Regions from separate parts of the Mus musculus genome. Here all the other regions are linked to region 4. A link is a loop called in an ENCODE intact Hi-C map of the cell type or tissue named here. Cell type or tissue: heart. All regions are shown on one strand.

What was found. Peaks named below come from ENCODE experiments on the same cell type or tissue, not always from the same donor. Only the 100,000 strongest peaks of a DNase experiment are listed, where the experiment ranks them.
Region 1: it touches region 4 in a loop (2.1-fold over the local background); 3 of 42 quality-filtered maps call a loop at or near these places.
Region 2: a loop joins it to region 4, with 2.5 times the contacts of the local background. A loop is called at or near these places in 8 of 42 quality-filtered maps.
Region 3: it touches region 4 in a loop (3-fold over the local background); 5 of 42 quality-filtered maps call a loop at or near these places.

The regions. Positions count from the first base shown.
Region 1 is chr19:47,726,756-47,734,755 of GRCm38, forward strand. It overlaps Sfr1 (SWI5 dependent recombination repair 1), which reads left to right and starts at 5,001. Exons shown (of 4, transcript NM_026377.2): 1 at 5,001-5,066; 2 at 5,875-6,233; 3 at 6,764-7,156. The coding sequence starts at 5,054. In heart, CTCF peaks have their summits at 4,705 and 5,651; DNase peaks (open chromatin) are centred at 4,026 and 4,866; H3K4me3 peaks cover 2,320 bases; H3K27ac peaks cover 2,636 bases.
Region 2 is chr19:47,625,558-47,633,557 of GRCm38, forward strand. The region is part of intron 12 of Slk (STE20-like kinase); the gene reads left to right. Among named protein-coding and RNA genes, the nearest start is that of Gm16068, 22 kb to the left of the region's middle. In heart, a CTCF peak has its summit at 7,715; DNase peaks (open chromatin) are centred at 3,745 and 5,024.
Region 3 is chr19:47,642,486-47,650,485 of GRCm38, forward strand. It overlaps Slk (STE20-like kinase), which reads left to right. Exons shown (of 18, transcript NM_001164639.1): 18 at 1-2,761. It overlaps Col17a1 (collagen, type XVII, alpha 1), which reads right to left. Exons shown (of 54, transcript NM_001290825.1): 47 at 7,772-7,861; 48 at 7,563-7,673; 49 at 6,841-6,987; 50 at 6,246-6,605; 51 at 5,614-5,742; 52 at 5,309-5,371; 53 at 5,115-5,195; 54 at 3,856-4,793. The coding sequence ends at 4,741. Among named protein-coding and RNA genes, the nearest start is that of Gm16068, 39 kb to the left of the region's middle. In heart, no CTCF peak of the experiment used is centred here; a DNase peak (open chromatin) is centred at 3,246; H3K27ac peaks cover 1,009 bases.
Region 4 is chr19:47,351,860-47,359,859 of GRCm38, forward strand. All of the region lies in intron 5 of Sh3pxd2a (SH3 and PX domains 2A), which reads right to left. Among named protein-coding and RNA genes, the nearest start is that of Gm29834, 69 kb to the left of the region's middle. In heart, a CTCF peak has its summit at 4,863 (motif pointing right); DNase peaks (open chromatin) are centred at 4,772 and 7,542; H3K4me3 peaks cover 753 bases; H3K27ac peaks cover 1,005 bases.

The sequences.
Region 1 (8,000 bases), 370 kb after region 4:
GCTACAACTGCATTAGACACTCAACAGAGAAGATTGACTGGTTAGAACTGACCATGGTATTTGGGGCAACCTGAATATGTGTTCCCAGGAAACTGCCACTCATATCTGGGTCCAAAACAAATTACTTCTTATTCCTTGTGACATGAGAACTATGTTTTCGTGTCAACAATATTTATGTATCATCAAAAAATTAGTGAAGTCATATCAATTCTGAGCCACCAGGACCATCATTAAGCTTGTGTTTTAGTTAGTGATAGCACCAGCAATGTAATGGGGCCAGAAAGCGAGTTAACAACATCACTGACAAGTTGTAGGGCCTGGACATAGAGCAGGAAAGAGCAGTGGGTAGACTCTAGGAAGCAGAAAGATGAATGAAGAGGTGAGTCTGCCCAAGCTCCAGCTGCAAACCCTTGAGCACCAGGACTGGTCTTATAATCATCTTTAACCACACTGAAGCTTGAGAAAGAGCAGCTCCTGTGATAATTTCACAGTCTTGGAGTCTGTTTGATGTGTAAACATGCCAGTTCTGTCTTCTCCCCCTGCCTCTCGTTACTGTTTCAGTCCTGAGGTAGACATTTATTGGGGACTTTCTTAGTTGGAAGGGGAAACAGGAAATGGGAGGTAAGAGACCACTCTTTCACATTTTAGATCTCGCTGCTGCTTGGGTTCCACTCTCTCACACCTTGGCAAGCTTTGAGGATAGAGAATGCTGGGTCAAATATGTGAATTTAGGTTAACCAGATGGTTTTTTTCCCCCCCTCAGATGACATTTCTGAATGAATAAAAAAAATCTGAGAAAGAAGTGGCCGTGAGCAACACCTTTATTCTCTCCTCTCATAGCCTCACACTCCTGCCACCAACCACCCCTTTCTCATCCCACACAGCCCCCCCTCCTTCATCACCCCAATCACTCCATTTTTCTCTGAGGGAGCAGCATACCCAGCAACAGCAGTGAGTCCCAGACTTCTGTGTCTCTCGTCTGTAATGGACTTGACAAAACTCCAGATCTGGTAGGACGCAAACGCAGCAAACGCAGGAACTTCATGTGAAGGGATCTCGTTAGGTTTTTGTTTGTTAATCTGCACCTAAGTTAGCAGAAGCTTTCCCAGGTGTCTGGTGCTGGAAAGGTTTTGTCCCACTGATGGTTTCGGCCCTCATCATGGTATCTCCTCACTCTAGGTACCCATCCTATTTAGTGAGGCAAACATCTTATGGATACCTAAAATAACGCAGGGTCTTTCGTCTTGTGGTTTAAAATACAATTCTTTTATGGTTGATATAGCTGAATATATATACATACACACACACACACACACACATATATATATATTTATGGAGAGAGCACAGAGGTCACCTGTGGTATTTGATAATCTCTAAAAGTAGATTAATCATGGGCCTGGAGAGATGGCTCAGCGGTTAAAAGCACTGGCTGCTCTTCCGAAGGTTCTGAGTTCAATTCCCAGCAGCCCCATGGTGGCTCACAACCATCTGTAATGGGATCTGATGCCCTCTTCTGGTGTGTCTGAAGACAGCTACAGTCTACTCATACACATAAAATAAATAAATCTTTTTGAAGAAGTAAGTTAATCACACATTCTTGAATTCCCCATGAGAATTCATTAGGCAACAGAGAGAGAACAAGAAACACAGAGTCAATTATTCTCGAAAGGAAACTAGGAACTGACCAAGCAATAGAACACCTTTGTACCATGCAGAGGTCTGTAAGATGCCACTGGCAAGAGAAACCTAGACAAGAGCTTTTGAAGGTGTTTTTCCATTTGCATACAGTAAGAAAATGTCCGGGTAAATAGTTAGGAACACCTACTGAATTCTTTTTGTGCTGTAAATCAACTTTATCATGTGGGTTTTATTTAATTCTTCACCTAAATGGTTTATACTCATAAGTTTACAATCTTAAGGGGAAAAAAAATCCTTTGGATACTAGCTATGTCTTCATGAGACAAAGTTTCTGTCAATATAGAAAAGTCTATGAAATAAATTATCCTAAGTTCATGCTAGGATATAAAAACTGCGAAAGCTGCAAGGTTAGAAGAAAAAGAAATCGACTGAACATTTCAACTGTGCTTAAAATACCTTTATGGTTGCACAGGGAAAAAGAGAGAGGCAGGGAGCGTGGGGGAGGGAGAGGGAGAAAGACTATATAATATTGTTTTCTTACACTTAAAAGTGAATAATAAACCAAACCTTCATAAAGATTCCTAGGTCCGTGTCATCACCCATCAACAGTTTGAATGGAAGACACATTTTACCACTCCCTGGTGAATAATAATGGAGTCAACGGTAGCCTTGGGAATCGAAGAAACTGAAAAACACAGAGAAAGTCTGACTTCGGATGAAATTAATTACTATTATCCCTGAATCCTAGGACAAGTCTCCCATTGTTCTCTGTGGTAGGGTAAGGAGTCTTTGTTCCCTGGCTCACAAGGAAGCACTTTTAACTACTTGAAAATTTCATACGAAAATAAAAATGTCCTCTGTGACAAATACCAAACTCTTTGTAGGCAAATAGATTTCAGGTCACTAAAGACATGAAAATATTTCTCTAAAGACACATGGAAACTATAATGGTTACTTTTAGTCCCCGTCGCCCACCCTAAAGCTAACGGTCGAACCCAGGGCCTCATGAATGGCAGGTAAGCATCCTATCACAGAGCTGTGTCTCCATTTGTGTAGGGGCAATTTATACATATTCCAGATCTTTTGCATTAAATTGAGTATGGGAAGTAAAATACAAACATATGGGAAGACCATTGACACAGCACACAGAAGAGAGAATGGCCAACAGACACACATTTCCGAGCTAACAGGTTTTCCTGAGAGCTAGTTCAGAGGTCCTTGGAAAGCTTGGCCAGTCTTATTTTAATACATCAGTTTCATATAAAAACAAGTCAGAACATTTGCAAGGCAAGATGTTGTTTTCCTTTATGTAGTCAGTAAAAGCATAGCTCTAAGATTAGGCTGTAATAACAAAAGAATTTGGGAGCAGCTGATTTTAGACTTATAAAAACAACTCACCCTTACGCCTCAAGGCATCCTGAATATGAAGTGTGCTTTGTGCTTCAAGTGTCAGGGCAGGTAAGTCTGCCCTTTTTTGTAATGAGAGAACTCATAGGAAGGAAAAAATGAGAAGAAATGATTTCACAGACTGATCTGTGAGTTGGTGAGTAACACTTGTACCATAAAAATCATGCATTCTACTGCCTTCCCCTTAATCTCAGCACTCGGGAGACAGAGGCAGGAGGATTTCTGTGAATTCCAGACCAGTCTGGGCTACAAAGCAAGGTCCAGAACAACCAGGGGAGTTACAGAGGAACCCTGTCTTAAAAAACCATCAAACAAAACAACCTCCTGTCCCCAAGTAATGAATTCTGTTCTTGCTGTTTCTTAAACATTTAGGAGTGGAACATTAATTTATTAATGGTCACATGTGAAGGCTTGACGTTTTCTGGTATTTATGGCTTAAGTTGTGTGGACTTTTAGCTATCATAGCACTCTTTTAAAAATCCGTGCTTTTGGGAAAGGTAAGGGATAAAAGCTTGTGAGACATTGCTTTAAGTCAATTAGGGAATGACGAATATGCTTGACTAAATGTTCCTTTGGTGTTTTGCATGATTCTAGCTGCCTCTCATACATTATCATTGAATTTCCCTGTCTCTAGGAGGTGAATATTGTTCTCATTTACCAAGCCATCGAACTGAGGTCCACGGCCACACTACACTCCATTGCACAAAACAAAAACAAACCAAAGAAGAAACCGTGGTGCCAGGACTCTAATCTAGGCAATTGCAACATCTGCAGATCTAATCACCTCATTAAGTTCCTTTAGGTTCTGTATTTATTAACTGACCGCCTAGGAGTCTAATCAGTTCTTTCGGGTTACTTTAAAGCCACTATTAGCAGATATTCGGAAAGAGAGCTGTCCCTTATTACAAACTTCCCAGTGACTCACAAGTTAGCTCAACTTCTCTACACCCACGGCTCCACCCAAGCTAGTTCATTTTGCTGTTGCATAGCAACAGAACATCCTGAACACTAGAAGGCCGTGCAGCCTCCCAGAGTCTAGCAAGGGGCCTCCTGGGGGCCCCCAGAGCCTAGCAAGGGGGCATCCCGGGAGTCGAGCCAGGGTCTAGCAAGGGGCCTCCCGGGGGCCCCCCAGAGTCTAGCAAGGGGCACCCCCAGGAGTCGAGCCAGGGTCTAGCAAGGGGCCTCGGGGGGGGGGGGGCAGGATCAAGCAAGGGGTTTAGTTCTCAAATATCTGAATTCTAGTCCGAACCTGTCGGATCGACCGCGCCCCGCTTCCTGTTCTGCGCCATAATACACTTCCTTAGGTTATTTTTTTCTCAGATTTGACCAAAACATGTGAAGCCAAGCAGAGGTGGGCACAGACCAAAATAAGGGGGCGAGTCCGCAAGGCAGGCTGGGGATGCCCTCTACTGTTTATGCAGAGACACCCACATAGACTCCGAGCCAGCAGGGAGCCGAGCGGGCCCCGCGGTTTCCGGCCCTGCCACGTCTGAGGAAAAGCCTTTGCGGTGGGGAAAGCCGAGCCTGCCAGGGGGCGAGCGCTGCCAGAGGGCGGTGCTCTCGGGCGCGCCACCCTGACGATACCCACCCCGCCCCCAACCCCACCAGGGAAGCTGCTCGGGAAGGCAGCTGGCACCGCAACTCCCAAAGGCAGTGGCGAGCGGAAGCGCGCCCCCCTCAGGCCCCTCCAAGGGCCTAACATCGTTTTTTCCATGGACGCCACCCCACGGCTGGCGGCCGCGCGCGCGTAGCCGAGCCCTGGAGCGCGCCGGCCAGCCCTGCCAATCACGAGCCGCGCCCGCCTCCCGCCAGGCCCCGCTCCGCCCCGTGGCCCAGGCCCGCGGCCCGCCGCGCACGCGCAGTCGGAGCTGTACGGAGCACATCCGCCTGCTCCGGCCAAGCTAGCCAATCGTACGTCTCTTCTCCGGTGAGGCTCCGCCCCCGGGGCGAGGTCAGTGGGCTGCGGGCGCTCCGCTGGCTGTGTGTACGGTGTGTCGCCGCTGTGAGCATGGCTGAGGAAGGTACTGAGCTTTCTCCCTGGGGTTGGCCTGAGCGGCAGGCCTGCGGGTGTCTGGGTATCTGACGGAGAAGCTCTCTCCGGCGTCGCGGGAGCTCGGCCTCCTGCTCTGTGGGATAGAGGGCTTTCTGTGGCGAGGGAGGCGGAGGAGTGGAGGAGGAGGGCTACGGGGTTGCTGAAGAGAAGGGAGCTGGGGGGAGCGCGCTTTCTGTGGTGGGGGGACGGGGTGGGGAAAGGGGGAGCTGAGTGGGGTGCGGGGACGGGGGGAGGGCTTTCTGTGGTGAGGAGGGAGGGGAAAGGGGGAGGGAGAGTGGGCGGGGCTTTGTGGAGAAGATGGACGGGGCTGGGGAGGAGGGCGGAGTCTTTGACCATAGTAAACCCAAAGGGGCAGATGCTGCTTTCTGACACCTCGGGACTCGTTCTTGGTTCTAGGCGCAAAGCTTTTAAGAGTCAAGATTCAGGCTGTATTGCTTTTATTTACGAAATTATAACAAAAATTAAAGTTCTTGACTAGTTATAGTTCCCCTTCCTGAAACGCAAATTTTTGGGGGTGTTTTGAAGGGAAAAAAAGAAAGACAGTGAGATACTAGCTGGTTTATTTGTCGTGAAAGAAACAGGACTTGGTTACTTCCCCATGTGGAGAGGTAAATGGAAAATATGAGAAGAATTAGAATAAATTATAGCTACATGTAATTGGAAGAAATGGCTGACTATTTTTGGTGTTTAGTTCACTGAAGAAAATTTTGTTCAGAAAAATTGAGGTCTGTTTTGAGATAATTTGATTATCATTCGCGTCTTTTCTTTTTGATAAGGAAATCAGGAGTTCACTTCCAAGATGGAAAACTCATCAGATTCAGCATCGACTTCACCTGATGCTCCTCAGCCCAGTGAGAATCCACCATCACCACCGACTTCACCTGCCGCTCCTCAGACCAGTGAGAATCCACCATCACCACCGACTTCACCTGCCGTTCCTCAGACCAGGGAGAATCCACCATCACCACCGACTTCACCTGCCGCTCCTCAGCCCAGGGAGAATCCACCATCACCACCGACTTCACCTGCCGCTCCTCAGCCCAGGGAGAATCCACCATCACCCCCGACTTCACCTGCCGCTCCTCAGCCCAGGGAGAATCCACCATCACCCCATTCGAATAGTTCAGGAAAACAAGTATGGATATCTGTGTTGTCCTCTATCCCCCACCCCCATCTGTTCTGTTCCAGAGTATTCTGATAGTGCCAGTTTTAAGGCTACTGGAGTGTGAATTAATATGTAGCTCATACCTTTCTAACTGCCAAGATTTTCTTCTTGAATCGGTTCATTTTGTTTAATTTCTTATGAGGTTACTGCGATGCTCCAAACCAAGGAAACTTGAATCTGTACAGTATTTCTTAGGGGGAAGTCTTTGGTAGCAGGTCTTCTCCTTAGTTTATAGTTCTGAAGCATTTCTAGTATTATCAGGCAAATACTAGCTGCCAGTGGCAGGCGAAGTGTCTCAGTCCTATTTTAGTTAACCTTGCTAAAGTAAGACTATAGGTAGCCTCTGGATATTAGAGACATTGGTGATGCTCGCATGAGATTTGTGGAAACAGAAAGCCATCCATTGTACCTATCGTAGAAGCATATAGCCTTTATTTTTAATAGATTGACTTACTACAAGAATGTATCCTTAACATTTTTGATGTTTGTGTCTTTTTCAGCCTCTGAGTGGAACACCTAAAGAAAGGTTAAAGAAAGCAAGATCTTCATCTCATTCATTTTGTAGTGTGGTGAAGCGTATGAAGGTAGAGAATGACGAAAATAATGAGACCCTTTCAGAACCAGGAGAATCTTCAAAGGAAGAAAATTGTTCAAAGGCCCAAGAAAGCTTGAAAAACAAAGACAGTGAGCCTGGAGAAAAGAGCTCAGAGGAGAAAAACACGTGTGAATCTAAGTCGTCGGATACTGGGTCATCTAATGCCCTCCCAAAGGAGTCTGAGAATGCGATCATTAGAGAAAAATTAAAACAAGAAAAAATAAGATTGATTAGGCAGGTTGAAGAGAAGGAAGACCTTCTTCGGAGGTTAAAGTTAGTCAAGATGTATAGAATAAAGGTGAGAAGAATCTTAGAACCGTTACATCATTTTTACATAAACTGCGGTAGTTTCTAAATTGGAGATACATTTTAGTTTGATAAACAATCAGCCAGATAACCAGAAACCCGGGTTACAAGAGCTTTGACTGAAATAGAAGTAGTTGGTTCAGAGTGAGGCTGAGGAACCCCTTCAACACGAGGTAAAACTTAAAAGCTTAGGGTTTTGTTTAATGCACAGGTGGAGCGTTTTGGCCTTAATTTCTAGCCAGTAGCAAGATGAGAAGTGAGAGGTGTTCCATGAAGATGCAGGGGGACAGAGCACGATGGTGTTAGAACTAAAAGTGGACCACAGAATGCAAGGTGCTGTACTTTCAGTAACGATCCTGCATAAATGTCAGGCATTTTATTTGGGAAAACAGATTTTAGGTTTCAGCTTACACACGTTGAGTAAAATAGAACATGGATGTCTAGAAGGAGACATTTATTATCTTTGTAGTTCTTACCCAGGTAACACCTCATTTTATCCCAAAACTGGAGTAAGTGACAGAATAGCATGTCTTATATGTGATTTTGAATTTTTAGGACTTTTCTAAATGTAACTGAATAAAATGTTGAAAATACTTTAAACTTGAATATTTTTACCTTTAAGAAGTTTGCGGTACATGGAGACATTAGAAAGGCACAACACAACGTCGTATCTTAAAAAGTATAGTTATATAAAAGGTGTACTGAGAGCCTCAGCTTGTTCTTACATCTAACATGTGAATTTAATAACACTTTTCTAAGGTTAAGGTTTGTCCAGAGCTTGTACTGCCCTTTATACCTGTTACTGGCCTTTAAAGTTAGACAGGAACTAGTTAATT
Region 2 (8,000 bases), 270 kb after region 4:
ATGGGGGACAGAACACTGCTCATTTATTTGTTCCTTTGTTCTGTCTTCCAAACAATGATAGGCTGGCAGTTAGTGAAGTCAGATATTACCTTCATTTTGCTGCCAAGAAAACGGGAATAAAAGAGGTTTCAGTGCCTGTCTCACTTAACTTTGAACTAAGTCTTCAAATACAGACCAAGCTGTATTGCATTCTGCCATCCCCTCTTAGTAATGCAATATTTAGGGCCTTCTTCAGAAATACGTTTTCAAGAGAACTTAACCTCTGGTATTTATTAGTAGCAGTCAGAATTATCATGTACAATTTACTCGACATTTGAATTTTTCTCCATTAGGTTTATTGATTTTTTTTAAAGACATTTTTGCCAAGCAAAAACTGAATAGCTTGATATTCAAAATAGCATCTCTTATTATACCTTTGGGAAAAAATTATGCAATTATAAAATGGTTTGACTTTCCTGAGCTACTTCCATGTTGTGTAGCTGATTATTATCAGCTAGTAAAGAGGTTTTCCATGTATTGTCCATTTGTTCCTAGATTAAAATAAAATACAGGCAAGCAATTTTCAGAAACAATTTTATGATTTGTTTTACATCTTCAGTGCAGGTGAAGGATTTCCATTTTGGGGATATAAATACCCCAGGGGAAAATGACTATGGTCAGTTCTATTAGGGTTGGAAGACAATAACCAAGCTAGGAAATGCATTTTTACTTCTGTTACATGTCCCAGTTACTAAGATTTTAGCCTCTGACTTTAGCATTTGATTAAGAAGAAAACTGGACAGCGTGTTATTAACTCTTAAGGATATAGTGAGGTGGAACTGAGCATTAACAGCAAAGCAAGGACTTGATGCTTTCCTTAGGTCAAATGTTGGTTGCATGCAGCTTTATTTGTGGTAGTTAGCATTTCTAAAAGGTTGGTTTTATTGTTGTAATGTTTTATACAGAGTTGCTTCATATACAATGATAAAAATCTTTGTTAATTGAAAAAAAATCCTGGGTTATTTGTTGAGAGGCTAATCTTTGTATCACATTAAAGGATTTAATTCTAGATGAATACGTCTGTAGTTACTGTTATTATTTTGATTTTTGGATGTTCACTAGTTATGAGATGGTGTTGTGTTTATACTGAATAATCTTATTGTGTATTTTTACCTTATTGCTAAACTTCTTGCAATTTGGGAGTCTTTTGCTTTGATTGGTGATTTGGTTTCATGAAGAATTACTGTTGGGAACTTTATGGATACTGTTAAATCAAAATCAGTCTCTTTCTTTGCCAGTGGCATGTGGTGATTTGGAATCTGGGCTCTTTTGGTGCTTTGACTTGTAAACACATGCTTGTTTTTCAGAGCTGGACTATAGAGCTTTTGGTGGGTGAAATTCACATTTAGGCTTTTGAAAAAAAGAAGGAATTAAAAAAATGCTTCATTTTAAAATATATTTGGTTTAGTGTAACAAATCATAGCTTACTAAACTTTAAGATTCCTTGTTACTGCTTTTAAAGCTGACCAGCTTGGCTTCAGTTTTCACCAAAGAGAATGTTATCTAATCCTACAAAAAGTAGTCAGCTATATGCATTGTGTCATACCATGTATGAAATGGTATATTTTATGGAAAAATCTTAATGTCCATTGATTTGAAGTCCCACTTGCTTCTTCCCTTCCCTTTCCTACCCTGTTGTCATGAAGTGGATCATTTAGAACTCTACCTTTGGTATTGTCAAGTCAGTGGTAAAGTTTGCACTTTATAAATGACATTAGCTTTCCATGTGCTTAGTCCTAAACATCTGGATAGGTACGTCTGTAATTTCTGAGTCTATCGCTGTCCTCTCAGCCATAGTGCTGTGAGCGCTGCTTCTCTGGTGAATACACGAGGGCACAGTCAAGCAAGTGTGCTGTCCTGCCTCTTTCTGCACCGAGATTAAGCATGCTCTGTAGTTTTGCTCTTTCCCACCAACTAATGCTTCTGCTGATGCATGGTGAAAGGAATCTTTTTAACAGCTTTAGTCTTGATCTGTAGCTTTCTGCTCACACGCACACGCTTTCTGTGGAGGAAGTGTCATTCCCCACCGCCCGCGTGCTTGTGTACTGTAGGTTATGAATGAAGTGGAGAAAGCCCCCAGAGAGCTGAGGAGGGAGCTCACGAAGCGCAGGAAAGAGGAGCTTGCGCAGAGCCAGCACGCTCAGGTAACAGCAGCAGCTGCAGGCCACTCAACCAGAGAGCAGCCTTTCTCCTTCCTGCCTTAGCAAACCATGGGTGAAAGAGGAGATTTTAGCTGTAATCACCATTTAGTGTTGAGCTTTCCCCCGTCTGTTGATACCCAGCATCTTTTTTTTTTTTTCTTAAGTATGTTGAATTTATACTTGGTGACCTTTAAATTGCTAATATGAATAACTGAAATGTTTAGAAAGTTGATTACATAAAAGAAATGAATGCCTTAGGGTAATGCCTACTGTTTGCTGATTTTATCATGATGGAAGCGCTTGGGTCTAAGTAGTGGTTGCAGTGCTTGCTAGAAGACCTTTAGGAGAGAAGTGGAGGGTAATATATAACCCTGTGCTTAGAAAAAGAATGACTGGGAAGGCGAGATGGCTCAGCGGTCAGGCAAGAGCACTGACCGGTTTTCTGAAGGTCCTGAGTTCAATTCCCAGCAACCACATAGTGGCTCACAACCACCCGTAATGAGATCTGACGCCCTCTTCTGACGACTTCTGAAGTCAGCTACATCGTACTTATGAATAATAATAAATCTTTGGGCCGGAGCAGAGTTGACCAGAGCAAGCAGGGCCTACCAGAGCGAGCAGAGGTCCTAAAATTCAATTCCCAACAACCACATGAAGGCTCACAATCATCTGTATAGCTGCAGTGTACTTACAAACATAAAATAAATAAATCTTTTTTAAAATAAAAAGAAAAGAAAAAGAATGACTATTTGAAAACCATTTAGAATAAAAATGGTAAATTTTATTATTAAATGGTAGATCAAACATTGTTGCTTTTTAAAAGATCAACAACATAATCAACTTTAAAAACATTTTTAGTATATTTATTTTTGGTTTAGAATCTAACAGTTACGTAAACAGCATATTTTTTCTTTTTACAAGATGGATGAATTAACCAAATAAATGTTTTAACAAAATTTCCATGTTACCTCAATATATTATTGTCTTAATGTGGTTTTATGTGATAACAAATGATTTTTAAATTTTTGGACTTTGTAGGATCCTAGAAAGAAATACATAAGTATCAAAAATCCATTAGGAACCATGTCATAGACTGGTACTAAAGTGTGAGTGACGTGTGTGTGTGTGTGTGTGTGTGTGTGTGTGTGTGTGTGTGTATGCACGTGCATTTGCAGTAAAGATATTTTAAAACTACTGTTTGCCTATTGTCATTTCAGAGCTGATAATATTTTAATTCTGTGGGAAAAAGGGGAACTATGATTGTAGAATTTACAATTTTAATAAACTCAGGTGAATATAACTACTGTTTTTCTAGCTATAAGCCATTGAGGCACTTGTTCTTGTCCTGGAGCGGGATGACTAATTGAAGGAAATGGTGACAGACATAGGGTTTGCCATGTACCTAACACTTTTCTGATGCTGCAGTCTCACGTGAGCATCACTCTGTCTTAGAGGTGAGGAAGAAGCCCTGGGAGGTGGGATGACCCGTCACACACTGACATGTCTGGCAAGTGGTAAAACCAGGATTCCTGTGCAGACAACCTCAGCTCCAGGTTTATACAGTGGATCGCCACATAGCACACAGGCTTGCCACGTGCTTAGCCATCTGCTTTTGTGTTTATTACTGGGTGTTTTTTGTAAACAAAGTGAAAAGGAAGTCCTTGCTGGCTACACATATACTTCTGGTTAGTTTAGATTTCAAGCTAGATAAATAAGAGCAATATAGTTTTGCTTTAAAAAGGACAAAAAGATGGTTTTAGTTCTATCAATGGTAAGAGTTGAGAATTTATTGTTGAGTGAATTGAGTAATCCTATATTTTAATTTTAGCTTACCTTTTTAATGACTTCATGTAATTTAGGGAGCAGGTTTATATTTTCTCATGAAAGATAAAGTAGTTGGTATATTCTTTCTGTAAATTTAAGGGTTTAGAATGTAGCATTTCAAATGTATTTATTTCTTTGATAAATGTATTAAAACCTGGTAATTTTGCAGTCTGTTTTAGACTTTTAGAGTTGTTAAATCATGGCTGTACAGCCACAGAGCTGGTCCATATTTGACACCCAGACCCCAGGTTTTTCACTTCTCATAGGAACGTTTTCTCAAAGGTAAGGGCCGCTTCCCTGTGGACTAAAGAGAAGGATTTTTTTCTTTTCCTTGTCACACCCTTCTTCTCCCCCTTTTCTTCTCTCTTCCTCTCTCCTTCCCTCCCTTTGTTTCTTTCCTATTTCTTTAATTTGTGTTTTTTTTAAGAGGATAACATTTTTTAAGAGTTGTCATATGGAGCCTCAGCAGGTGCTGTACCCACTCAAGTGGCTTGTAAGCCTAAGAACACCACTTTAACCTGATTTATAAGCATCTATCTACCTACCTACCTACCTACCTACCATCCGTCTACATATCTATCATTTATCTATTATCTCTCCTAGCTATCGTCTATCTATTAATTATGTATCTATCTCTATCATCTATCTTTCTGTCTTTCAGTCAGTCATCTATGTGGACGAGCTTTTAAAAAGGAAATCTACTGATTTACAAATGAGTAGCACATTAGAGTTTGGAAACTACTGATGTAGTTCTCATCTTTTATCCTATAGGTGGGTAGTAGGTCCCTCTGTTAATTGATTTGGCCTAGGCCTAAAGCTCAACATTTGTACATTCTGTCCGTTTACACAAAGCCATTTAGATACCTGTATTCTCACCTGGGAGGTGCATTGTATTCTGATCCACAGGGTGTTGCTCAGGTCATGATTCAGTCTTTTCAGTTGTCATCTTGTGCAGTGTTCAACGCCCAAATGCAGGATGTAAGTCCGCGTGCTGTGGGAGGTGCCTTCTCTTTTTGTGCTTTCTTTGACTCACATGTGCCTTTCATTGTTAACTTCATTGACTGAAATGTAGACCACTAAGAGTGGATGCCAGGAATAACAGTAATGGTAGTCTGGCACAAACTCTGTGTTAACAGTGATGCTGAGAGTTCCCATCTGGTCCTCGTGTCCTTTATCCAGATGCAGAATGTGGGCACAGACTAGTGATCTGCTGCAGACAAACGGTCTGTGACAGCAGCAGCAGAGCTGGACACAGAGCGCCTGCAGTGGAGGGCTGTTTTTCTGCCTTCCCACCACAGAAATTGTCGTGGCTTTTAAGAAAAGGAAAGTGTCTTCCTGGTATAATTTTATCAACTTTGCACATGTGAGAAATTGAATGCTGTGATGAGAGTTCTATCCTTGTGTGAAGTGACACTTTGATTATGTATATAATTTAGATGTCCTAATTATGGATATGGTCAGAAAAGCCATGGTAAAAGTAGTGATTTTACTCGTGTGTAACTTGTCTCCATTCATTCAAATTCTCGATGATAATAAATATTGTAAAACTGTTATTATTACTATAGTTTGAAATTAAGTCTGAAATTCCAAACTGTATTCTTTCTCACAGTTGCCCTAGGAAAGGCTAGCTAATATAACATGTTAATTCTTGTTTGCGATGTTTGGTATGTACAACTGGAGCAGGTAGAATACAGCTTGATTTCAGCCGTTTCTGTTTTCCTCATTCTCAAATTAGATTTCAAAAAGAAATTGGCAGATACTTTTTAAAGCAAGAAATTATGATTTATAATTTCTTTTCTGATCATTACCATTTCTGAGTAAATTTGTTGAGTAAGTGATTAAATTTCATACAAATAGTTTAATTTGTCATAATCTTTTTCTGATAGTTTTTAGATGCAAAGCTGTAGTTTTAATGCTTACAATTGGTTAACTGACATAAAATTACTTATCGGAACTTGAGCTTGTACTTTTAAAGGCCATTGACTTTATAGTTTATTAGGCCATTGTTAGAAGTGACTTTGGCTTTCTAAGTTTGGGTTCTTTTGTTTTTGGTTCTTGTGGCTTCTACTGATTAAGCTCATAAAGGCGTTTTAAAGGCAGACGTTTTAGAATGGGAAATTTCTCTTAGTTCCTGTTCCTAAGAGCAATTTCTAGTTACAAATTGCCCTACAAATGTATTTTGAAGTTGATAAGTTTAATGAATGGGCAATAATACTAAATTTGAATACACTTATTTGAAGTAAAGAAGTATATTAATTTCTGTCTAAGGGTCTTTTTCAAGTAATGTTTAGCTCTTAAAAATGTAAAATATTTGCCTAGTGTCTGATCTGTATTGTCTGCTTGCTCAGTCAGCTGTGAGTCAACCTGATTGCTTGCTACCTCCGGTCAGGAAGCACGCCCACACCGCACTTTAGCCCTGTCTACCTTGACTTGGACTTGTTGGTCCTTATTTTGTCTTCTGAGGCAGCACAGCACATGACCTGTTCCGCCCCCTCTGGATGGCCATCTTAACCATTGCTCTTCATTTCGGAGTCCTTCTTAGTTTCTGAGCCCTTTGGTTCCAGCTTTGGTTTTCCTGTGGTTGGTTTTGAGCCTTCAGAAGTTTGCCACTTGGGCTGGGGAGATGGCTTACTAGTTAAGAGCACTTGCGGCTCTTTCAGAGCCTCCGGGCTCTGTTGCCGAGTCTCCAAAGGGCAGCTCACAATCCTCTGTAGCTCCAGTCCTAGAGGATCCAAAGGTCTCTCTACCTCCATGGGTATCGAGCATGCGCACTGCATGTGTGTACTCACAGGCAACACACACACACATGTAAAGTAAATAAACCTAAAAATATTCTTTTTAATGTGGCACTGTCATAAAGGACTAATGATTCAAGCTTATTGGCACTTGGGACCAATAGGTTGGTGCGCTTTGATTGATTGTACCTGGCATGTACTGAGTCAACCTGTACCTAGCACTGTACTAAGTACCTCAAGACAGTTCTTTTTGAACTGAGCTCCCACCTTGTGGAATCCAGATCTTGAGTACAGCAGCATGGCTACAAACTGCATAGAGAAGCTGACATGTACTTAGAGCGTGTCCTTTGCTCTCAGCTGACGTGCACTTGGTAGCATGGCCTGTGCTCACCTTTTTGTTTTCACATGTTTATTGCATGGGTCTATGGTTTGATATCTGACTTCTGAGTCTAAATGTAAAGTTGACATAAACACTAGTTAAGCTGTTGATGCAGATCTTTTAAACATCTATTATGCAACCCAATGATAGCATCTTAACCAATAGAAACTCCTTACTGTACCTTCAGGTCAAAGGTTTACTGAACAGGTTTGCATGTAGACATTTGCATCGAGGTTGAAAGAAACAGTATTTTAATGCAAATAATTGCTTTAGGAGAAGAGGGAGCTTGAGTCGATTTGTTGTTTGTTTTAACTGCTTAATAGGTGGCATGCAGATCTTAGAATTCTTCAATAAAACCCAGAGACTTTAATCTAGATGATTACATAAATAGACGCTTTTAGGCTGTGATAGTTACGTAGGTTGCTATGGTCGAGTAGCTAACTGTGTTTTATAGACACAGTTCACTCACCTGTCTTTCTGCTATTGTGTGTTTAGATTTATAATAAAACATACATAATGGCGGTAACATTTGCAACTCCACATGACACTCTCACAACAGCCTGAAATGACCAACTCCAGAGGCAGTGCCATCGGCCAACACTTGGAGGAGCTTTGCCAGCCTGTGTGCCTTAATGATCAGGCTGGTAGTGATCCAGTTCTTGTCCTACTCTGTCTAAGAACCAAAGAATAGTTCTGAAATAGAGTTGGGACTTGATTGTTTCCTGGATGCATGAGAATGGGATTATGGATTAAGTATTGTTTCAGTCCTAAAATGTAAACCCACAGTTTTTATTTGTGTATCATTTGCATTAAACACCATCTTCTGTTATTGCCAAAGGGGCATAGATCCAGACTTACTTTTTTTTAAAGCATAAATTCAAT
Region 3 (8,000 bases), 290 kb after region 4:
GACTCTGCTATAGAATTGGGATAATTTTCTTTTGGTAAACCAACTCTTACTTTTAAAAAGCCATGAGTTAGAGAATACGTTATTGATTCAGTACATAGATATATTTTTATCACTAAACAGGATCAAAATCTTTTAAAAGAGAAAAGTTATTTCAATAATTTGTCGCAAACATTAGCCTGTGTGGGTAGGAGCTAATTATTAAGGTGCTAATTTTATTAAGATAGTGCCTAAAACACTAAATTTTAAACATATGTAAAATGGGGCTTTCCTTTTGGTCATGAGGAACAAAGTCCCCTTCTCACTGACATCACTGTTTTAAAAACTTGCTTATATTACCATTCCGTAGAAAATTACATCCTAAAACAGATGGTGTACAAAGCCTGGGAAGATGGGAGAACTGGCTTTAACATGTGAGTTGGTGAGCCCCTTTACTCTCTGAGAGATGCCCACAGCTCAGGGAGTTCTGCCATCACCGAGAGCTCAGCCCTGAGCTGCAGTCACGGCTACAGTTCTGAAGCTAGTCTCAGCAGTGTTTGTCCACAATGGATTTTCTTTCATATCAGACACACACCCAAGGTGACACTGGGTTGTTTCCAATGAGGTTATTCAAGTGCATTTTGGTTTTATTTTATTCCATGTTTAAATTAATTACTTTGGGTAGGAAAAGCCTGAAGTCTCTATCATGTGGTTACTGGTACATGTGATTTTGATGAAATGTTCACTCTTAGTTCCTTTTGAAGTTCAGAATCTCAGCCACATGTCAGGTCAACAGTGTTAGAAACAGCACATTTGTAAATGATGCTCACTGCCTGCCATTGGCAACCTGTTCTCTTCTAAGAGTGCTGGGTACCAAATTGTTACCAGTATTTAGTTATATTTTGAGGTTGGTGAAAAGTAGTGTAATGTGGGAGCAGGAGTTCATGTAAGAACCGTAGATGTCTGTAGAGCTTTCTGGCCGTTTGTTTGAAACTTTGGATGCTGAGCTCTATCTGGTTAGATGGTTTAAAAATGCATGTGTAATTTTAATTTTATAATTATTTTGGCAAGCATAATTTTTCTGGACAACCTTGTAGGTAGCCTTAACTTTTAGCCAACTTTGTTTTTTATATAAATATATATAAATATATACATATATAATGTATGGTTGTAAATTCATACACTTATCACATGAATGTGTTACTATATACAGAATTCATAATGCTTTATTTTCAGATGCTGGGTTGAAAACTGTTTGAAAGCCTTTAAATATATATCTTTATAAAGTAATATTCAGGATGATGATGAAATTGTTTATATTGTTATGATAAAAGATGGTATTATGTTACCTAGTGTATTTAATGACTTATTTGAAGAGGGAGAGGGGAGGAAGGCTCTCATACCACTTTCTCCTTTGAGTTTTTACAAATTAATTCTTCAGTCAGTGGATTTTCTTTTCAGTTTCATTCAGGTAATTTAGACATGATCTGCCCTTCCAGTTCCTTGACATTTAGAGCATTGTGTCTGGGAGGGAGGAAAAGGGTGTCTCCCTGAAGCCTGCCCTCTAGATTTCCTGCTCCTGCTTGGAGTTTTCTTCCGAGCATGGCTGCCTTCCTGTGTGTGCAGGGACTGTTACTGGAGCACACCCATCTCAGCACTTCAGGTTATGATAGGAAGTGTTTTGTAACAGAACGTGCTGTTTCTAAACAAACCTGCCTACTCCTCAGGCCTTAAACCAAGTAGATAATAGTGACTGTTCTTTCCTGCATGAAGTATAGGTGGGGAGGGGCTGAGGGGCAAAGGCATCCATTCATACAGTCAGTCCATTCCTGATTAGGTCACTCAGTTGCTGTGGCAGAATGTGCCATGCAGCGCATAAAGGAGTTTGTCAGCAGTCACCTCCCCATTCCCTGCATGCTGTGGATGCGCCACACCTCCTCCTCGCCTCTGCAGGTCCAGCTCCTAGAGCCCTAGTAACAGGGCTTCCCCCCTAACCCTGTTGAGGCTCAGGCTGTGGGTCGCTGAATTAGCTGTTTTAGGTGGAGTCATAGTAAGCTCTTTCTTACCTTTCCTGTGTGTGAGGAGGACATTTGGAGTGTTTTTAGGATGCTGAGAATCTTGGAAGCATCTCACCTGACAGGACATGGCAAGTTGTACCTAAGCAGGGGGCAGAACCAGAGCTACCTCTCCAGTGTTTTCTCAGGCACGTGAGGCCCATGGGGGCTCTCTGATCTCTCGAGCATCAGCAAGTCTCAGAAGTGATTGTCTTTTGTACTCTTCCAGGTCCCTCCTACCCTCATACTTTCCCCCATTCTACACTGTGCTTATTAAATGACAAAGACTCTTCTAAGAAGCCAAATTCGGCCATATTAATAGCTAGAAACATTGCAGAATGAAACATCTAGAACTGCAGTGGAAGACGAGAGCATCAGCTCTCCGAGAGCCTTCTGGTCCTCTCTGCGTGGTGATTGTGTAGGATGCGGGGTGGTGATTTTCATGTTTCTCTTCAGTCAGAGGCAACAGTTGATGTCTCTGCCGAACTGTTCTTCGGCTGACATGGTTTTAATAACGCTTTAAAATTTCTGCTACAGAGCTTGGAGTAGAGTCTTACCAGTTTCAAATGTTGGCTGCAGCTTAAAAATGTGATTCTTTTCAGTGTAATAAGTTCACAAGCTAAGTTTTCAAAGAGAATTTTGCTTCACATTATGCTTCTTGTCTATTTGGGATCAGAAATATGCCTTTTCAATCATGGGATTGTCAAACAATAAAGCTATTTCTTAATCTATTTTGGGGAATTTTCTTTTTAATTTAAAATCTTAAAAATGAGGTTGTCCTGCCTGAGACACTTTGCAGCTTTTGGTTCTAGTTATATTTTAAACTTTTCACCTTCCCAGTCTTCTGACCTTCTATGTTTATCATTGATCCTAGCTATCTACGTGTCTGTCTGTCTGTCTGTTTGTCTGTCTGTCTCTGTCTCTCCCTCTCCCTCCCCTTCCCCCTCCCCCCTCCCTCTCATTACTGACAAATGTAACTTTTACCTTGCAGGTAAGTACCTTCCAATATGTACCTTCCTCCTTTGGGAGATGTTTAAAGTGTCTATGTGGCCATGTGTGTGTGTGTGCTTTTATTTCCTTCTTTTCTCCCTGGGATAGATTATTTGTTTCAAATTGATGAAAAATCATATGATAAAACCCCCTCCACTCAGTAGACGCTGGCGGCTGCCTTGCTTGGCCTGGGTGCAGCTTGGTCGAAGGGAGCTACTGATGTCATTTTCTAATCTCAGAGCATTGTGTGCTGTTGAGCTCATCCTGATCCCTTTTCGCTCTCGAGTGAAACAAAGAAGCTCACATCCACTGCTCTCCAGCTGAAGACATGGCTCATGGCTGGTATCTTTTGTGTGTGTGTGTGTGTGTGTGTGTGTGTGTGTGTGTGTGTTTTCTGGAGGAGGTAGCACACTTAGACTTTCCTCCCATTTCTTCTGGGTGTACGATTCTATGAAGATTTTTAGATGATGACTTTGTAAAGTCTAGTAACGAGGGAACATTTCCTAGGCCTGATTAATCATTAATGATAATCAAGACATCTTCATCTCTATACTTGGCTTCCAGTCATACATTAATTGCAAAGAAGCTTCTAATTTGTTGTCTATGTGTTTAGCTTTCAAGGAACTTAGAGAAAACAAAAGTGCTTTGTCTGGTGTGTCCAGATTGAAGTGGTAGCTTTTAAAACTCTGCCTTTAGAGATCTCAGTGATCCATTGCTGGAAGCCAGGTCTAAACTACCACCAATCACCTCTTCCATTTGTGACAAACAGTGTTGCAATCAGACCTATGTAACCCGGATCCTTTTTTTAAACTAACTTTCTCACATGATTAAACATACATTAAAAAAGAAAAAAAAACTTTAATTGAAAATTTTACAGTTGAAATGATTTTTCATCTTACAGGTTACATACAAATGTTTTTAGACAGTGGAAAGTGCTTAAATAAAAACCAACTGTGCCCAGTCTTTTATGCCATTTCCTAAGTGCAGGATGGTGTGTGGAAGCCATGCTTCCTCAGCATCAGGAGTTCTGTGTCCTCTCTTTTCTCCCTTCCTTGCCCACTGCCCCTCTTGTCCTGTCTGGGTCTAGTGTGGTGTCATAGTTGTACTTCTGGCCTGTACCTGTGGACACAGGCCATAGCTACGACCAGTCAAGCTTTGTAAGCCAGTGGGAAGGTGATTGGCATCTGCACCATGGTAACTGAAGGTAACCATGTCACCTCCTCTGAGGAAGTGAACTTTGAGTGTTTTCAGTTGCAAGAGTCACCTCTGTGACTGGAGAATGCAGAGTGAAGAGAGGAGGAGGAGCTGACAGCAGCCTTCGTAACATAACCCATCACACGTCATCTACAAAGGTCCCCATTCCCATTTTCCATTTTCTGGGCTCACTTTTTAGGCAAAGCTCCAAGATCCCCAGCCAACAGTTATGTAACTGGCTTCCGAGGCCTGGCAGAGGCTGGGCTAAATGCTAAAGAAGCCGGGGAGCTCAGATCTATGTAGCAGAGAGGTCAAGTCTCATATTAAACATTGCAGCTATTCCGAAAGGCCCACCCAACCAATGGAGCTGTTTCAGATTGTGTGTCTTTGAATTTTCTGTATGTATATATTTGGTTCAGACTAAAACAAGTGTCGCTGGGTGATTTGGTCTCAGGAGGACGGGGACCCTTGGACATAGGCGCCCAAGAACCGGTCCCAGATACTTGGTGGCTCTGCCAAGTGCAGCTTACGGCTTGATGGCAATACTTCTCTTCCTTCTCCCAGTATAGACTTGGTCACCTGAAAGTCCAAAGATGAGCAGGGGTTAAATGCCTTGTGGCCTATGACCTTAGGGAGGACCAGCGATACCAACAGTGATTGCTATAAGGTAGCCTGGAAGATTAATCCTTTGTAAAGCTATTTTTTCCCTTCCAAGTCATCTCCCTACTTTGTTACCAGGTTCTTCCTCACTCTGCGGCAGCTCTGGTCTTCCCTTTCCCCAGCTGTGCGACACCATTTTCTGCATTGGTTTTTGCTTGATTTTTCTCAGGCTAGCCCAGAACCAAATGCCCTCTTCTCTGCTGGATCCCAGAACCCCAGCAGTCACACACCACTGCTTACCTTTGTCTCCTTTCTCTCCTTTGTTCCCTCTGGGGCCGGGTGGCCCTGGAGGACCTCGTGGTCCAGCAGGGCCCCTGTCACCTAGAAGGACAGAGAGGGCATTGACACCAGAGTATGAGTACAGAGCCGAAGGCGTGGCACAGTATGGCACTAAGGCATAAACAGCTGACCCTGGGGTCCCTGCTGTCACTTACCTTTGGGGCCTGGGGTTCCCACATCTCCCTTCTGCCCAGGTGGTCCCGGGATAGTGCCGTAGGCTGCAAGGAAGGAAAGAGTCTAGCCTTAGACCAGAGCTTGCCTGAGGCTTGGGAGGTCAAGCATTTACTCAAAGCAACACAGAGAGTGGTGGCATCAGGACTTATACAAGGAACCAGAAGTAGGCTTGAGTTTTGGCATCTCAGCTACGGGGAGAAGATCATTACGTTGGTGTTTGTATGCCAGGCCCCACGAAAGACTAAGCAGCAGGCCAGTGCTGGGCAAGCCATGGAGCTGTGCTTACTTTGGAAGAAGTCCATGAGGTCTTGTGTCACGTTGCTGTAGGCTGAGAAGACCCTGCTGATGCCAGGAGGGCCTTGGGGCCCAGGTGGGCCCTGGACAGTGTAGGCCATCCCTTGTAGCAGACCCTGACCTGCAGAATACCAGGGTGCTGGTGTAGGAAGCAGCATACCACTTCGCTGCTGAAGGGCAGTGTCCTCGGACTGCCTCACTCAGAGCAGCTAAACTAGATGAAACCAGCCTGAGGGAAAAGCCCTGCAGCTTCCTTTGCTGTCCAGCAGACTGGGCTGACCTGTTGTGACAGTCCTCGGGTAGCTAAAGTGAGAAAGGGCCTCCTGGCTAACAACTGCCACGAAGCCCTGTCAGAAAGCCGCTCCCGTCAGACTTGTTCCGAGCAAAGTACCAAGCCCTTTGCTGTGTGCCCTGCTCTGCACTGCTCAGTGTCAGCACTGGGGTCCCTTGCACTGAGAGAGTGGGGTCTTCTCTTTTTCAATCCCCACCCATCTGATTCCAGAGCTGCTATCTACACAGTCCAAGTACATAAAAAAACGAGGGCCAGTTTTAGGCCTGCAAAGCCTAAATGCTGAGGTCCACACATGCTCCTTCCCCCTCTGAGGGCCACAGGTTCCAACTTACGCTGCATGCTCTCCGACACCCGCACTGCCAGCTTGTTGTAATCTAGGTCTCCAGTGAAGCCATCCCGGAACGAGTCACCATTGGTGCCATATATACCACCACCTGCAGCTGCCCCATAGCCTCCGCCTGGGCCGATGTCGGTACCATAGGGGCCCCCATCTCCTGCACCATAGGCTCCACCTTCACCCAGGGAGCCTCCGTTGGTTCCCCCTGTGCCCGTGGAAGAGCTGTAGGAAGTGCCCCTTCTGGCTGAGGAGTTGCTGCTCCAGTTGTAGTTCTCCCTTAAGTGACCATCTCCAGGTGGTCCCTGTGGCCCCGGAGGGCCTGGAGGGCCAACGATGAAGCTGCGAACATCAGGACCTGTAGGGGAGGAAGATGCATTACCGGCAGACTGTGGTGGACAAAAGAGTTGGGAGCTAGGGGGGTCTCTGGAGTTTTAACACCCCTTAGAGTGACCTTTGAGGCCCTTGTACATGTACAGGATGCTGGTGAGCAGAGAGTGGTTTATCTAGACTGCTGACCATCCTGTGGCTCCTGCAGAAGAGTTGTGAAGGTCTAGGGGGAGGGCACAGGAGACCAACATCAAGGTACCTACTTGTGAGGTAGCTAATCAGCTCGCTGCGGAAGTTGTCGCTGTTCTCAGCTGCATAGGTGGACAGAGCTGCTGAGACACCTGGGGGCCCTCGAGGACCTGGGGGCCCTGGTGGGCCTGGAGGGCCTGGGATGGAGGACAAACCAGCGGCTGTGTGAGAGGGGAGGGAAAGAGGAAGGTCAGGATCCTGGACAGAAAAGGCTAGATTCTCAGCCTGGCCTTGACCTACTGCGGGCCCCCTCACCCCCCATGGATTGGGTGCAAGAGATGGGTATGTGTGTGTGTGTGTGTGTGGAGTAGAGGAGAGTGGGCAAGGCCTAGGTTGTCCCTTTCAGGCGATATCTAGGAATGGCCGCTTTCAAGGGACCCTTCTCCCCTTCACCCCATACATATCCTATGTCCTTCTAGACCTTCATCACCAGGCATTAGAATGTAATACAAGGTATTACATTATGTCCTTGTTAAGTGACTGATCACATGGCTCATGAGCTCTGCAAAGGCTACAGTTTGGAGCTTAGTTTCTTCCCATTTCTTCCCCTACCAAGGCTCATGGCTCCTCACAGCCGTGTGACCCTGTCCAGGGCCCCAGGGCCCTCCTGGTGCATGCTCCACTGGGGAACAGCACATTGAATCAGTTCTCCATGGCAGCCCTAGAGAGGGCTGGGGATGCCCTCAAAGTCAGGCTGCAGTCCTCAGCCTGTCTCTTATGCTCTCTAGTGTCCTACTGTGCAAGTATGATGAGAGGTCCTCCACACTGATGCTGGACCATGCATTGCCTGGCATCCCGGGTGGCCCTGGGGGCCCTGGAGGTCCAATGATGTTTCTGTAGTCAGACCCTGGGACATCAGTGGGCAGTAAGTTGTCAGTCACAGCCTGAGCCAAGGTTTCAGTTTCCATCCCAAACCATTTGATGGATGTTCCTGCTTGGCCTTACCTCGGAGCATGGTCAGTAGCTCCTCGTAGGATGTTCCTGGCAGGCCAGGGGGTCCCGGTGGGCCAGGATGCCCAAAGCTGATCCCAGAACCTGGGGAACAAGGTCCCAAGTAGTTGGAGACTCAAGTGGGATTGGGGAGGACGGATACAAATGGAAAAAAGTGGGGTCTGAGGAAGGGAAAGAACGGTGGTAGGGAGGAAGATAGAAAGGAGCGTGGTGCAGACACAGT
Region 4 (8,000 bases):
GCAGAAGTGTTCGGCCACAAAATATAGCAATGGGGTTCAACTGTGAAGTCCCCACAGAGCATGTCAAAGAGGCCCCTCCTCCAGCACCCCTCCATTTCCATCCATACTACGTTCTCTGCCATCTACCCACCAACACCTATCCATCTTCTGCCCTTCACCTGTCACATATCCCTCATCCACTCTTCACCCATATCTTAACAGAGACTCATTCCCGTCCCTGAAGCAGGCGCACAGCAGAAGACACACTGTCCTGCCTTAAAGTGTGCACCATCTAGTTAATAAGTGAAGACAAACATCCAAGGAAAGAAAACAGAACTCAACTCGTGATTGAGTACCATAAAGCGCTAGCAAGAGTCTACTGTATAGGAATCCCCAGGGCAGGGAGGTCTGAGTGGCCTGGGGTAGTCAGGGAGGGCTGCTTGGAAGAGGGAGGTACTGGGGCCGAAAGCCTGAAAGGGAAAAAATGTTTAGGAAGTTAAAGCAGGGACAGGAGGAGGGAAGCAGGGATGCATGACCGCAGGGGCAGGGGAAGGGGCAGGGGGAGAGGCAGGAAGGGGCAGGAAGGGGCAGGAAGGGATATAAACAGTGTGCCTGGGTCTCAACTCAGTCTGGTTTCTCTGTTTAGGTGACAGAGTATGGAGGTAGAGGGTGCTACTAACCAACTGCCCCAGGCATATCTACAGATGTTCTGGTCTATGTGGTACGCAGGGCAGACATAGAGGCCCACCACCACGTGAGTGCCCATGAAGACTCCTAACCTCCCAGCCCTGACCTGATCCAGCGCCTCAGCCTCCGTGCGAAAGGTGGGAGGTAGGCAGTCCCCAAACGTCTCCCAGGTACGTAGGCCACCTGGGCAGCCCTGTCAGGGCCAGGACCCTGGAGGTCACACAGGCATCTCTCAGGGGGACTTAGACCTTACATCACAAAGACACAAGCACGAAGCATGCAGGCCCCATGCTAACTACTTTACTGTGTCTTCAGGACGCGTTTTAGTCTCACTTTATTGCTGCAGCTCAGAGAGGCCAGGACATTCTCTTGGTGTCCCACGGCTAGTAACAAGGAAGCAAGATGCAAACTTAAGAGCCATCTATGCTTATGACCATATGATGCACACCTACAAACCGTCTCTCTGGCGTGTCACACCTTCAAGGCTCAGCCTGACACAGGCTTCTCTTCCAGAAAACCCTCTTAAGCTTCCGACCTCCAGGGACAGAGGGACAGAGTGTGCTCCAAGTCTGCCGCCAACACCTAGAGGCACATTAACTGGAGCTGCCCAGGAGATTTCTCTAGAAAGTTGGTAGTGGTCTTTATTGACACTATCCAAAACAGTGGCCAAGCACCTATGACGGCCACTAAGTACCCCCACATGTGACTGCTACTTCAAAAACCTGTGACAGAGCTGGGTGTGTCATGACATGCATTCCTAACATGGCCTTGGGAAGCAGAGACAGGAGGATTACTGCAAACTGAAGGCCAGCCTAGGTTACAAAATTAAGACAGTCTCACAACAACAACAAAAACCAGTTAAACACACACACACACACACACACACACACACACACACAAATCATGATACAGTGAGTCCTTCCATGCTTCAATTCACAGTAACAAAACAAACAAAACAAAACCAAGGAAAAAAGCCTAGAGAATTTGAATTTTACTTTTTTAAGACTCTACCTTAAAGGAGGGACCACAACGGCTAGTGATTTCTTTACTGACCTCAGATATCCCCTACAGCGCTTATGAAGTAGTTTCCTCCTAGATTAAACTATTCCTTTTTTTTTTTGTTTGTTTGTTTGTTTGTTTTTTGAGACAGGGTTTCTCTGTGTAGCCCTGGCTGTCCTAGCACTCACTTTGTAGACCAGGCTGTCCTCGAACAATTCCGTTCTGCAGAAAGGCTCCTTAAGATTGAAAGTCAGCAACTCAAATAGCTTCAGGAAGTTCCTGAAACTGACCAGACTCACTAGGCCCCTCCCCCATCCCTAAGAGTAAACAGTAAAGAGAGAGCCATTCTCCCACAAGCAGAATTGTAAACAAGAAGCAGAGATTGGGCATGTAGCCTGGAAAGAAGCAGAGGCCAGGAGAGTTGTCTGGAAGAGGCTTTAGCCAAGTGGGCCACCTGGAAAGGACATTCTCCAACCTGTTAAACTGTCTGCAGGGTGTGTGCTGTGCATCAGATTCCTAGCTTTGTGAGCTGTCACCCAGGCCGGGGTGGGCTTTCGTGATTCATCTGCCTGTGAGTCATTCCTGCTCCTGTAAATAATCCCGCACCCATATTTCTGAGCGTAATAAAGTACGGAGCTACCTGCTAGGCTCGCCTCAACACAGTCTTCCTCCCCCTCCCTTTGCACTGCTGGCCACTCTGCACTGGCCCCATGGTTATTGTGGTGGAGGCTTTTTAGGGGAGCCAAGATCCATAGGCAAACTGATAGCATCGTCTGAGACAGGGGACTAAAGGTGGGCACTGAGGGGGAGATGAGGTTGGGCTGTGGACAGGACGGACCTGGGAGGGATGTAGCTAGGCTGAGATGATAGAGCATCTCTGCACAGATGGGAAGAGAGTCGGACTCTGTGGGTAAAGCACTCTGCCGAGGTCAGAGGGCTGCTAGGTTGCAGAGTTGGGGGTCCCAAGACCCCTGTGATATGGCTGCCCCTTTGCTTTCAGATTTCCCAGGAATCCCCTCTGCTGTGAGGCTGCCAGGCCTCCTTGGGGGCTCCTGGATCCCAGGGAAAGGGAACGAATGAATGCCAAGTCTAGATGTCTTCAGTGTGTCAGGCCAAGAGGCGGACTTAATGAGGCCGCTCCACAAAGGGGCAGGCGGCTGCCACATTCCACACAGTGGGCTCAACAGGCAGGCCAGCGGCTCCCAGCCAAGGGCCTTTGTGGCTGGGGAAACTCAGCAAAGAGCCTCCCCACGCCAGCTTGGGGGCTTCCCAATGTCCTACCGACTGTGTGTGTGTTACATTTCTGAGCGTGTCCAAGTGTAACTCTGATGGACCCCAAAGGCCAGTCCAGCACTGGGGTGTCAAGACTTAGTTTTCAGGCCTAGCTTTGCCTTCTTTATGCCTCAGTTTCCAGGATTAGACTGGGTTTTATCAGCTCTAGGTCTCCCACAGACTTGCTTCCCTCGGGTTCTGGAGCCCAGATAGGGGCAGGAATGGTGGCAGTTGCTATTGAACCACCCTTCCCACCCCCATTAAACACTGCCTTCTCAATGGTGGGGAGACGGGAAGAATCCCTCATTGCTGTCCCGATTACCGATCCCAACAGTGACAGGAGCCCTACATTGGTCAAGTGTTCCCGCCATGTAGCTTCGAAACCACGTCTCTGACAGCGCTTGGCTCACCGTGACATGCCTGTGGTAGATATGCCTAACCCCATTCCCTAGAGACTCCCCAGGAGGCTGCTCCCCACCACAGCCTCTCCTGTATATGGGCCCCATGGGTTCTCCAAGGCCCATGGCAGGAGCCCTCCTGGACTGGATAGCTGTTAGATTGCTTCCTATTCAGCCACTGTACCTGAGACACCAGCAGTGCAGCCCCCCTGAGCATCCCTGCCTCTTCCAGGCAGCACAGACCTTGTGCCCCGAGGCAGTGCCAGTCCAGTCTCCACTAGGTAGGGTCAATGTTCACAGTAGCACCAACTAGATGCTCCACTCAGTACTGTATCTGCAGAGAACCTACTGGGTCTCAGGTTCAAAAGAGCTCACTCCTTATCTCTGGGGCTGTGAGACGGAAAGAAGATGTCAAGGTGGCTGTGAAAGAGATGGGGAGGGAGGGTAAATCAGACGATGAGGCACTGAAGGGAGAGAAGAGAAGGAAGACAGGGCCCTGGGGTTAGAGCTGGGGAGGTTGGCTTCCCAGGAATAGGACATGAGAGAAGCCCAGTGAGTCACCCTTAGCACAGTGTACATCACCCATGTCTAACTCACTCAGGCCTTTGGGACTCCCCACAATTGCTGTGTGCCAGTGGGCTGTATGTGGGCTGACAGGGGTGCTGGGCATCCCTGGAGTCAGGCACGCCTATAGCTTGAGCTGCTGGCTCCTGCAGAGCTGTTACTACTAACACTGGCTGCCTCCCTCCCTCTCTCCCTGCCCGGTGTCATCTCCCAAATGAACTGCAAGAACTGGGTATGACGGATGGTAAGCCAAGGTAAATATTGCTCTTGGGGTGATCTGGTCTCGGTGGTATGCCTGATAAGGCCCTCTCAGTCACTAAATCTGGGCCCAATGGTACACAGACATCCATGCAAGCAAACCAGCCGTAATGCAGTGGTGATACACTTTCCAGGAAGAGTGGTAAACATATTCTGAAATTGGTAGTGATAGCCACACAGTGGGGACTGGGCTGCTAGTTGTCACATCAGTGGTACACTTGAGACCATTTGAAAGGCTGGATGTAGCTGGCGGGGGGGGGGGGGGGGGGGGGAGCGTCTGAGCCTCAGCACTGAGTTAGACTCTCAGGCTCACAGCCTGTCAGTGGCAGTTCTAGGCTGGGTGGGACACAAAGTCAGCTGTATGCACTCTTGATCACCCCCACCTCCACCTCTACCTCTGCCCCAGTGACAAGTAAGCTGGCTACCTGCTAGAGAGCCAGAGGGATTGATTATAGTTAGTGGGAGGAAGCCTAGATTTTTCTGGGTGCTTCTTGGAACAGGCTTCCTGTGCCCACCAGATGGCGCCCATCCTTAGAGTTTTATCCAGGAGCTCTGGAGGCCAGAGGAAAGTCTCCAGGACCACCCCTGGTGTCTCTATAGACATACACCTTGGGGTGGGGGTGGGGAGGGGGTGGAGATACAGCCATTTGCCTCAACTGAAGTAGGGATTACCAGCTTCCTGGGAGAATAACAATAGACAGACAGTACCAATGCAGGTGGCTGTAATACTCAGTCTTACCACCAGGTGGCGAAAGATACACACAGATCTGGAATGAGGCACTGGTTCTAAGGATCTCAAAGTTAGACTGGCGCTCAAACTCCAACCTTAAGCGCCTTACAGACCACTATAGCAAAGGATCCTAGGGATTTCAGAAAGCTTGCTCCTCACTTTGAGGTAGTGTTTGTTTGTTTCTCTGCTTGCTTGCTTGTGTTTTCTGCTCTTATAGCCATTATACCTAAGTTGTTACACACTTGGACCACAGCAATAGGCACCTAGTTCTGACAGGACCACAAGATATCAGAGCCAGGAGGAACTCAGAGACACCCAGATTCTGTCCCCATATCTGATGCCAGTGTCGATGGAGCTAGTAATGGCCTTGTACCCACCTCCTCTCAGAACACTTCCTAAGGCTCCTTCAGAGACAGCCTCTTTCCTGAGGTTGGCTGCAGACTCCCTCCGGGTAGGTGTCCCCACCTGCTCTCTGACTTGAGTAGCTGACCATCCCTTGGTCTCAGGTAGAAGGCCTTTATGCTCTTTATGCGAGCCTCCGAGCACCTGACCAGGCTGGCCCGGTGCTGTGGGAAGCCCTGAGCCTACACAATCTCTTCTCCTGCCCCACTGGATCAGCAGCTGCCATTGTTAGAAGAGCCCTGGGCCTTAAACAATTAAGCACCAAGTAGGTGGAGGTGGAGCTGGGTTCAGCACCTGTGATGCTATCTGCTGCCTCCCACAGGGTGAGCACTCCCTTGCAGTGCCTTCCTCCCTCAGACTGAGTTTCCTTGCCAGGGATGAGGCTGTACCTCGGACATTGGCCCCTGGGCCTCACAAAGTATATAGTCAGCTGATGAACAGCCTTCTCCCTGGTGCCATCAGAAGGCCTGCGTCAGAGTGGAGAAGGCCCAGTTTTAAGTTCAGCTCTGATTTGCACTGTCCCTGAGAGGTCACCAACTGGGGGGTTATACTCAAGAGTAGACAGCTATGGTCAGAATGAGCCTTTGGGCTTTGAGGAGAAAGGGGCCACCCGTCCTGGGGGAGGCAGAACACCTGCCTGCTGGATAGACCTGCGTGGGTGGGTAGATGGGGCTTACCTGTCCTGATGGAGATGCCCCAGGGTACCTGGGCCTCAGCCATGAGACAGGAAGTATGTGGAAATGAGAGACACCCACACCCCAACTCCTCCCAAGGCTGGGGATCAGGGGAGAACAGAAAGCACAATGTGAGAAAAATACCAGGACCCCAGGTCACCCTGTAGAGGCACCCCTATATTTTCCCTACGCTCTTGTTTAAGGGAGCCAGAAACCCTGTGTCAGCCCTGACGACAGCCTTTCGGCCTGCACCAAGCCCTCACTGACCTTTGCTGGAGTGACGGTCAGGCCAGACAAGGGCTTTTGAATCCTCGTCCCTCCTGTTGGTCTATCCAGCATGGTAGCGGGGACACAGAGGCTCTGTTCCTCGGTGCGGACACATTTCCCGTGGGCACCTTTGCACCCAGGTAGAAGGGACTGTGGTGGAGGTGGGCAGAATGCACTTACAGAGTCCTGTGCCCTTCCTCATCCAATCTCTCTCTGACCCACAGCCACTGGGCCGGGCTGGGTAAGACCGATTCTATGAAGAGATTCTCTGTGCATTAGCCAGTGGCCGCGGATGGGTTGCTGGGAGCACAGGGTGGCCCATGTCCCTGGCCAGACGAATGATGACAGATGAATAGAGTTGCCTAGCTGAGGGTCTCACCAGGACGCAGCCCAGCATAAGGTGGGGCTGGCTCTCAACCCCAGTGCCTCAGCCGGAGACCAGCTGGCTGCCTAAGCACCTAGGGGAAGAACCTGGAGGGAGGGCTCTGTGAGACGCCTCCAAACATAACCTACAGCTAGAGCCAGGTCCGTTCTCATTACCAGTTTCCCATCTGTACGGGATCGGGAGAGGAACCTTTGAACCTGGGTACAAAATAAGAATCAGGGGTTTGAAGAGAAGTGGTCCACTGAAGGTCACAGCAGCGCTGTGTGTTCTGACTGGACCACTAAGATTAACTCAGTGCAAGATTCAAACCTAGTTGTAGCCTTGAGTTGGCCTGTGTAGTTCCTAGCATATAGTAGGTGCTCAGTAAATACCTAGGCGTAAAGGAAGACTGCAGGAGGGACTCTCCCTGGACCTCTCTCCCACCTTCCATTTCCGTCCCAGGGAGAGGTGAGAAGAGCGGGGGAAGCAGCCAAGGCGTGCTCCACACGGCGTCTGTTGCTCTAACCAGCCCACGGATGGCTGAGCGACTTACACAGGTTGTAAAGCCACTGCCACCAAGGCTCTGCTCCCAGCCACAATGCATCCTGAATTCTGACTAAAATGTCACAGGTAAAGCTGGTGCCCTGCCTTGCAAGCAGGCCAGTTGAGTTTGAGAACGTGGGGACCCCAAAAACAGTCACCTCAAACTCTCAGAAACCTGGCCGCATTGCCAAGGTGCCCTTACACTGTCCCCCTGCTGGGTCTGAGGCAGGCTGATAGTTCCCTCTGTCCTAGACCACCTAGGACATGGGGAAATGAGGTGATCGGTCCATCTCCTCCTGGGACTTCCTAGTTTTACCAGCTGGTCCTGGATCAACCACCGCTGCCCGGCAGGAAGTGGGAGGAGCCTGGGCCTCAGGAAGTGGGAGGAGCCTGGACCCCGCTACAGCGAGTCTCTGCATCTAACCTCACCCTTCCCCACCTTGCCTGCTCTGTTCCTTCTTCCCCGGGAAAGCCTTATTCCTGTTTCCCAGGTATGCCATCTTACCCCTGAGACGGCCTGTCCCTGTGTGCCTGCTCCTGTGGCGCAAGAGCAGAGCTACCATAGGGATGCCAGGGTACGTGCCCAGGGTGCTGAGGTTGGTAGTGGAGCCAGGGCTTTCCCGGTTTGGCAGAGGGACTTTCCAGCAACACTTTGGCCCCCGAGACAGAAAGAAGCTGGCCTTCGAGGCAGACTGGGGCAAGATGGTTCTGATCTGCACAGACCCTACCACCACCCACTTGGAGTCTCTCTGAACATTGGGACATTGTTCTGGGCCTCAACAGAGGGCTCAGTGGCCCCGAGGCTGAAGAACAAAAACTAGTTTAGCAGGACTCTGCCTGTCGCCATGAAATTTCAAGAATTT